Regions from separate parts of the Homo sapiens genome. Here region 1 is linked to region 2. The links are chromatin loops, found by intact Hi-C in ENCODE. Cell type or tissue: Caco-2. All regions are shown on one strand. Each heading gives the region's core, and the rest is flanking DNA. Links, peaks and the distances in the headings are about the cores only. Region 1 overlaps LOC105373578 (a long non-coding RNA gene). Region 2 has its middle 140 kb from the start of THORLNC.

Region 1 (4,404 bases), core at 90-4,089, 120 kb before region 2:
CACACACATATATATATACACACATATATATACACATATATACACACATATATATACACATATATACACACATATATATACACACACATATATATACATATATATGCACACACACACATACACACAAGGATGTCATTCTTTTTTGTGGATGAATAATATTCCATTGTGTGTATGTATTACATTTTCTTTATCCATTCATCCACGGATAGACACTTAGGGTGATTCCGTATCTTGGCTATTGTGAATAGTGCTGCGATGGACAGGGGAGTGCAGGTACCTCTCTATATACTGCTTTCCTTTCTTTTGGATATATACCCAGTAGTGGGATTGCTGGATCATATGGTAGTTTGTTCTATTTTTAATTTTTTGAGGAACCTCCATACTGTTTTCCAAAATGGCTGTTCTGCTTTACATTTCCACCAACAGTGTATGAGGGTTCCCGTTTCTCTGCATCCTCTCCAGATGATATCTCATTGTCGTTTTGATATGTATTTCCCTGATGATTGGCAATGTTGGGCATTTTTTCATCTACCTGTTGGCCATTTGTGTTTCTCCTTTTGAGAAATGCCTATTCAGGTTTTTGCTCATTTTTAATCAAATTATTATTATTTTGCTATTGAATTGAGTTACTTATCTATTCTGGTTATTAGTTCCTTATTGAATGGATAGTTTACAAATCTTTTCTCTCATTATGTGGGTTGGTTCTTCACTTCGTTGTTTCCTTTGCTGTGCAGAAACATTTTTGCAGGATGTGATCCCATTTGTCTATCTTTGCTTTTGCTGTCTTGTTTCCATTCATTTTTGCAGCTCCTGTGTCCACAGTGGTGCCAGGCTTCCACCAGATTTTGTGCAATGCTGACTAGTGTTTGCTATTGGGTGTGTGTTTGTGTGCATCCATCTGTCTTTCTAGGCATTCCCTCAGAAGGGGCGGCAACACGTGGTAGGGAGTCAGGCTCTATCTGCCCTGGAGGGCTTTGCTCTCTCCCTTATACCCAACCTCTGCTCCTGATCTGGCAAGCCGGCCTTCATCACACCAGCCTCTGCTCCTTTCTCAACCCTGGACCCTGCTAATTTCCATCCTGTCGTCTCCCAGAACCTCCCCATCCCCCAGGTGAAGTCTAAAGTTGCTTATGGATAGTGAGGAAGTTGACTATCAGGAGTAGCTGATGTCTGGAAGGAGAAAAAATCTTCATGGTAGAGGAGCATGAAACTGCATGGTGGAGTGACAGTGGCTGGGAGGGGCTTTTCCAACCTCCGTGTGCTCTTTCTTTTTCTTTTTTTAAGTCTTGTTTCCATAAGTGGTTCCTTTGTCCTTTCTCAGATACTTCACATCTTCATGCTCCCTGGCCTGTATCTAAATATGCTCTTGAGAAAGAAGACATTATCCATTTTTTATCTATCAATAAGAAAAGAAGCCACAAGGTTTCACCTTCCCAGTCTGGTCTCTGATTAGGGCCTGGAAGGCTTTTCCTTATGGATATTTCTGATGTCTGATGTCGGGGAGGTTGGCATGCGAGTGGGGGTAATATATACCCCTGCATGGCTGAAAATCCTCCCTGGATAGAGCTCCTTCACGCCCAGCTCGTTGGCACCCATCCTACAACTTCTCATCTATACATTGATCTCCTTCATTAGTGGACCACAAATGGTTCACTAATGGACCATTAGTGGTCTGTTAGTCACTGGCAGCTATATGAAATTGCAAAGCGACAGATTTTGTGGCCCTCCGTAGGTGTTTCCATGTGAATGATGGGCTGAGCACACACGAGAAACCTGAGTGACTGAAATGCAAGGATGCACATGCCCCCTGCATGCAGGACACATGCATGAACATGGACTTGCCTGGACCAAGAGAAGGATTGAATGAGGGCAGTAATTCGTCCTTGTGGGGGATTCTGGAGAGGCTGTCTTGAGGAGACAAAGGAGCAGACCATAGCTAGAAGACAAGAATGGTTAGGAGTGCTCTAAGAAGGGAGCAATACCTCAGAATCTCAGTAGGGAGCCCAACTTGGAAATGGGGAGAAGTCCAGACCAAGAAGAATTGATGGCCGGGCATGGTGGCTCTTACCGGTAATCCCAGCACTTTGGGAGGCTGAGGTGGGTGGATCACCTGAGGTCAGGAGTTCGAGACCAGCCTGACCAACACAGTGAAAGCCCGTCTCTACTAAAAAAAATTTAAAAAGTAGCCGGGCTTGGTGGCGGGCACCTGCAATCCCAGCTACTTGGGAGACTGAGGCAGGAGAAGGGCTTGAACCTGGGAGGTGGAGGTTGCAGTGAGTTAAGACGGCATCATTGCACTCCAGCCTGGGCAATAAGAGTGAAACTCCATCTCAAAAAAAAAAAAAAAAAAGAATTGATGGTGAAACATTCACTTTTCTGCCCAGAGAAATTTCCTTTGCTTTCTGGATCCCATCTGCCTTCCCAGCTAGTTCTGCCTACACAAGCCTGCTCTAGCCCATAGGGACCCTCAGTTAAAGTAGAAAAATATGCTTCAACTGGGCTGACCTGGCCCTGCAGGCACACAGGTTGGCCAGCAGATGGCATCTTTGTGTGAATTGGAAAAACCATGGCACAAGGCTTCGTCAGCCCCGTGCTGAATTTTAGATTCCCCTGGTGCCTTCAGCAGAGCATCCTTGTTCAGGGTGGACCTGCGCAATTATACAGAACAGTCTTGTCTACACCCCTGAGACCCACCTTGTAAACCTTCTCCCCATTCTCTGGACACATCAGCCCCCTTCACAACTCCATAATCTTAATACGTTCTGTTCTTGTCTTCCTCTTTGCAAATTTCAACTCATATCTCCAGAGTCAGCTCAAGTGTCCCGCCGTCGGCAACACTTCTGGGCTTGATGAGGTAGAGTGGAGGCTCTGAGTTCCTGCATCACAGCAGTGAGGGGCACTGCTCATCCACCAACACACACACACACGCACACACACATGTCTTTTTCTGAAACTAAACTTTTTCAAAGCAGTGTCTTCACTAACAATGTGCAATACACTAATACTTTCTATTCAATTCCATTCTGCTTTTATTAATTTCTTTTTAAATTTTATTTTAAGTCCCTAGGTACATGTGCAGGATGTGCAGGTTTGTTACATAGGTAAACATGTGCCATGGTGGTTTGCTGCACCTATCAGCCCATCACCGAAGTATTAAGCCCAGAATGCATTAGCTGTTTTTCCTGATGCTTTCTCTCCCCCTGCACACCACCCCACCTCCCAACGGGCCCCAGTGTGTGTTGTTCCCCTCCCTGTGTCCATGTGTTCTCATTGTTCAGCTCCCACTTATGAATGAGAACATGTGGTGTTTGGTCTTCTGTTCCTGCGTTAGTTTGCTGAAGATAATGGCTTCCAGCTCTATCCATGTCTCTGCAAAGGACATGATCTTGTTTCTTTTTATGGCTAAATAGTATTCCATGGTGAATATGTACCACATTTTCTTTATCCAGCCTATCATTGATGGGCATTTGGGTTGATTCCATGTCTTCGCTATTGTGAATAGTGCCGCAGTGAACATATATGTGAATGTATCTTTATAATAGAAGGATTTATGGTTCTCTGGGTAATTGCCCAGTAATGGGATTGCTGGGTAAAATGGTATTTCTGGTTCTATGTCTTTGAGGGATCACTACACCGTCTTCCACAATGGTTGAACTAATTTACATTCCCATCAACAATGTAAAAGCGCTCCTGTCTCTTCACAGCCTCACCAGCATCTTTTGTTTCTTGACTTTTTAATAATCGTCATTCTGACTGGCATGAAATAGTATCTCGTTATCTTTTTGATTTGCATTTATCTAATGTTCAGTGATGTTGAGCTTTTTTTCATGTTTGTTGGCCGCATAAATGTCTTCTTTTGAGAAGTGTCTGTTCATGTCCTTTGCCCACTTTTTAATGGGGTTGTTTATTTTTTTCTTGTAAATTTGCTTATGTTCCTTGTAGGCTCTGGATATTAGACCTTTGTCAGGATTCCATCCTGCTTTTAAAATGCTGGTTGTGACCTATTAAATTGATTTCCCAACGCATGAGAGTCGCAGCTCTCAGTGTGAAAGACACTAATTGAAACCACCAAGAGGTAGGAGTCTGAGAAAGTGCTGGCCAGTGAGTGCACCTGAGGGTTCTGTCTTTGGATAGGCATGGGAGGGAATGGATAGTGTCTGGGGTCAGTGAGGAGGTGGTCAGGCCTGTACTCAGATGTTTTCCTTTCCATGGCCATGAGCAGCAATGTCGCCAATGCCCAGACATATTTCCACCTCCCATTTTGAGCCCTGTCTGGCACCTAGGACCTTCCTGCTGCCTCCTGGGAACCCCCTCGTGGTGGCTAACGATGGCACTATCCCTTCTCTCTGTCTCTCCACATCTGAGGCACTCTTTCTACTATCCCAGTCTTGTCACCCAAGGCCG
Region 2 (4,404 bases), core at 187-4,186:
ATTTATCCAGCTGTTTGTAAATTTTGGTTTGAGGTCTTAGGTAAACTGCCTCCAAAATTTCTGCTTTACTTCCAAGATGTGGTTTTGCCAAACTAGAAAATGACAACAAAAAAGATGTTGCCTCTTTCCATTGCATTTCTTATGTAAGCAAATGGCCTGTTTGGACCCTTAAAAATGCCATTAGCAAAAATAGTATCCCCAAGCTGGAAGGAACTCAGGAAGGCTGTCTCTATTTGAAAGCCACAGAGATGTGTGTGGGTTGACAAACCATAACATCACTCTCAAATCCTCATCCACCTTAAACCAGAAGTTTAAGAAGTTGCTGGTGGCCAAATCAGACTCTATTTATTTACTGGCTTGTGTTAATATCGGTGCCTTGATTTTTCCGCTCGAAAGTCTTTCCAATCTTAATACCTGGTCACATTTCAGTTCTGTTCTGAACAATGCTTTGCTTCTTTCTTTTGTTGGGGAGTAAGGCACAGTGATTTATAGACTGTGCCTTACAATTGGTGAGACAATTGCTGTTATTGTTTTCGTTGTGTCTCCTAAAAAATGTCACTTTTATAGCAGGGCACAATTGTCTAGAAGACTATAAATATTAGTATCATTTGGACACCGCAAAGTTGTCACAGAATTCCTGCCATGGATATGAGGACCAACATGTTCATGTGCATAAAGAATGTGTGTGTGTACAAGCATGTGTACATCCGTGGGTTTTTATGCTTGTTCCCATATACATGAGCAATGTATATGTGTGCATGTGGTATATTTTCAACTGTGCGCATAAGGGTGTTTGGGTATGTATGTGTATGTGTTGGTGTGTGAGATGCACATGAATTTGCACATATGTGCATTTAATTTGTAGAAGTAAGTGGGTTGTGTGTCAGGGAGTGGGTGAATGTGCAAATCAGTAAATGGAGTGCTGCCAGAAAGAACTTGCTTGGTCCTAGCAGCCAAAGGCTTTCAGGACTCTTTGTTATAGTCGCATTCCCGGCGGGCTCCAAACCTCAGACTCTGCCTGGAGGTACAGTATGCTCTTCCGAAAGCAGAAATTATTGAAACACAGAATGTCTCCTAAGTTGTGCTGGCCAGGTCCCCAAGAAACAGTCTGGACATCACTGCAGACACAGCCCCTAAGCAAAAACACATGTGCATGTCTCTGCCTCAGAATATGATGGCCTTTAAGGAAATGGATCTCTGTTGAAGAATGAAGGAAGAAAAAACTGAATCAGCCCCACCATTTGCAGTGAAGGTGTCTGGTGTCATTTATTTTGCTGACCAAGTATCTTCTCTATGGATTATAATAAAAATAAAAATAATCTTCCCTTGTTTTATCTGCAGACACTTTATTGTCCTGTATGTGGCCTTAGCAATGAATTCATACACAGATGGGTGACAACAAGGAAAAAGAGTTTAACTATTTTGGCAGTGTTAATATTGATCACAGAACAGATTAAGAGACAACTAGGAGAAATTTCTTCATGGGATGAAAATCTCCCTCCTTCCCCAAACTCCTGAGACAGCCAGCAGTAGTAGACAGCATCAACATTTATCAATGCAACAATTTCAACTCTTGAGCAAAAGCCTCCCATCTCAGAGATTTTGCATCTAACAAATCACTGCATTTTGTCCTTAAATTTATCCTGTGGCAACATTTTGGCAGGATTGTTGGACTGTGGGATAAGAAGACGAAGAATTTTCAAGAAAGAGTTTCCCACCCCCAACTGCTGCACACTGAGCTGCATTGTCCAGGGAGAGGTGGTGATGATTAATTGTGCCCAGTTCCCTAGGACCCACTCTGCCCTTCCCCCTCTCTCTTCTGACTCCTTCTTCTTTTCGTAGGCTTCTAGACAGGGAGAATGATTTACTGACTAGTTGAGAATAACAGATATCAGGTCTTAGGCTCAATCTAGTTTAATGTCTTTTAAATAAACAGGCCTGGTTTTGCCTTGGGCCCTAACACCGTTGCCTTTTTCCTGGCTTTTATTCTGAATGGTTTGTCTCAGCTCCCAGATCTTGTTTACTTTGTTTGGGCCTGACCCCTGGACTTATTCTGCAGCCTAGCGGAGACCTAGGGTGTGGATTTGTGTTCCCTGCTGTGACCTCTGGCTTCCCCTCCCAACAGCAGTCCTCACTTGCTCTTCTGGTTATTCTGCCCTGAGGCTTTGGGAAAGCACTTTGCATGATTCCAGTAAGCGTCCTTGGTGGGTTCTCATTAGTTCCAAGGATGGAACCCCCAACTTCTGGCCAGCTAGAACTGTGTTCTAAGGATTTCTGCAGGAATGAGATTTAATAAGAAATAAAGAGGAAGAGGAATATGGTTTACTGAGCATCTACCCCATGCCATGCACTGTGCAAAGGAGCTTTATATATTACCTAATACTTCTAACAAGAATGGGTTATCACTTCTAATTAACCTTTGCAGAAGCCGCATCTAAGAGTTCAAATAACTTGCCCAAAGTCACTCAGCACACCTAGTGAGTGGAATAGCCAGGGTTTAAGACTACATCTAAGTGTTTTCTGTTATCTTGCCCTTTCCAATAATCTTAACAGTATTTGCTGAGCATTTATATCTGCCAGGCTTTGTGCCAAGCCAATTGTCTGTATTATTTGTTTACGCTTAAAAAATTAAGGTTAATTCACATACTGTAACATTTACCCTTTATAAGTGTACAATCATTCAATGTGTTTTTCATATATTCACAATGTTGTGCAACCATCACCACTAGTTCATTCCAGAACATCTTTCATCACACCCCACAAAACCACATACCTAACAGTCGCTCTCCATTATCCTCTCTCCCCAGCCCCTGATAACCCCTAATATGGTTTCTGTCTCTAGGATGTGTTTATTCAGGATGTTTCATGTATAGAGAACCATACAATATGTGTCCTTTGGTGTCTGACTTCTTCCACTTAGCATAATGTTTTCAAGGTTTATCCATGTTGTAGCACGTAGCAGCACCTCATTCCTTTTTATGACTGAATAATATTTCATTGTATGGATACAGCACATTTTGTTTATTTTAGGTAAACTTTACAACTATCCTATGAGGTAGGTACAATTATAATCTCCACAGGTAAACTGAGCCATAAAGAGGTTAAAAGGCACTTTAGGTCACATTTTAGAAATGACTTTCCAAACACAATCATTTCGTATTTGTTTTTCAGTTTAAGTTGCTTTTTGTCCATTCCAAGCAGGTGATAGGCCAGCCTTGTAACCATGATGTGGTTACACACAGGTACATCACAGCAGGTTTTCCCTCAGGCTGTGTGCAGGAGCACTCCCCAGTCTCCACTTCAAGACTCCACAATCTCCTCCAGGAGGCTTCCCTGACCCATCCTAATCCCTCAGCCCTAGAGTGGCCTCCTCAACCTCCATGGTTTTACAGCATGACCTGGGATCACGGCATGGCAGGGGAAGTTGATGAAGAGAAGCAGCATTTTCTAATGGGCACGGTGTGTCTATTCAAGTGTTCTGCTTCAATCGGAGCTGCAGGAGTTACAGGTTTTCCTTCCCCAACAGGAATTTCAAGGACCAAGTGGTTTATAGAAAATAAAAGAAAAAGAATGAAAGAACAGACTAAACATTACAGCAGTAAATAAACGGTTTTTGTTTAAATCAAAAAAGTTCTATTTCATGTCAACCTCTTACTGCTTCATTCTATCTTTTTTTTTGAGACAGAGTCTCACTCTGTCACCCAGGCTGGAGTGCAGTGGCATGATCTTGGCTCACTGCAACTTTTGCCTCCTGGGTTTAAGCGATTCTCCCTACTTTAGCCTCCCGAGTAGCTGAGATTACAGGCACCTGCCACCATGCCTGGCTAATTTTTGTATTTTTAGTAGAGACAGGGTTTCACCCTGTTGGCCAGGCTGGTCTCGAACTCCTGACCTCAGGTGATCCACCTGCCTCGGCCTCCCAAAGTGCTGGGATTACAGGCGTGCTTGAGTCTATCTTCACGATAATCAAAGATTGACTGGTTGCCCGTTGCGGAACCGGCATAAGAAGGCACGATTCCTGCCTTCAAGGAGCTTACACTCAGAGTGGGGAGCTAGACAATACATAGGAAAAGTCACTGGCTATAGCAGGCACTGGATACCCTATTACACACCAGCATCGATAGTGGATGGGCTAGAGGAGTCCAAGGAAGGGAGAACCATCGTGTGTTGGAGGAGGCTGAGAATCCTCCTTCTATTAGAAGGAGACAAGATGAGACTGGGAGGGGTTGAGACTTTGAAGGTAGACTGGAACTTAGGAAAACATTCAGATGAGGATAGAGGTGGAGGAAACAGCCCAAGGAAAGGCACTGGGGTAGGTATGAACTGGGTGTGGTGGAGAAAGATGAGTAAACTTATCTGGCTAGAGTTGAAAGGATCTTGGGAGGAGACTAATGAGGGAAGTGG

What was found. Peaks named below come from ENCODE experiments on the same cell type or tissue, not always from the same donor. Only the 100,000 strongest peaks of a DNase experiment are listed, where the experiment ranks them.
Region 1: it touches region 2 in a loop (4-fold over the local background); 1 of 110 quality-filtered maps calls a loop at or near these places.

The regions. Positions count from the first base shown.
Region 1 is chr2:118,200,371-118,204,774 of GRCh38, forward strand. All of the region lies in intron 2 of LOC105373578 (a long non-coding RNA gene), which reads right to left. Among named protein-coding and RNA genes, the nearest start is that of THORLNC, 16 kb to the left of the region's middle. In Caco-2, for the core only: a CTCF peak has its summit at 2,545 (motif pointing right); a DNase peak (open chromatin) is centred at 2,541.
Region 2 is chr2:118,319,853-118,324,256 of GRCh38, forward strand. No RefSeq gene overlaps it. Among named protein-coding and RNA genes, the nearest start is that of THORLNC, 140 kb to the left of the region's middle. In Caco-2, for the core only: no CTCF peak of the experiment used is centred there; a DNase peak (open chromatin) is centred at 2,079.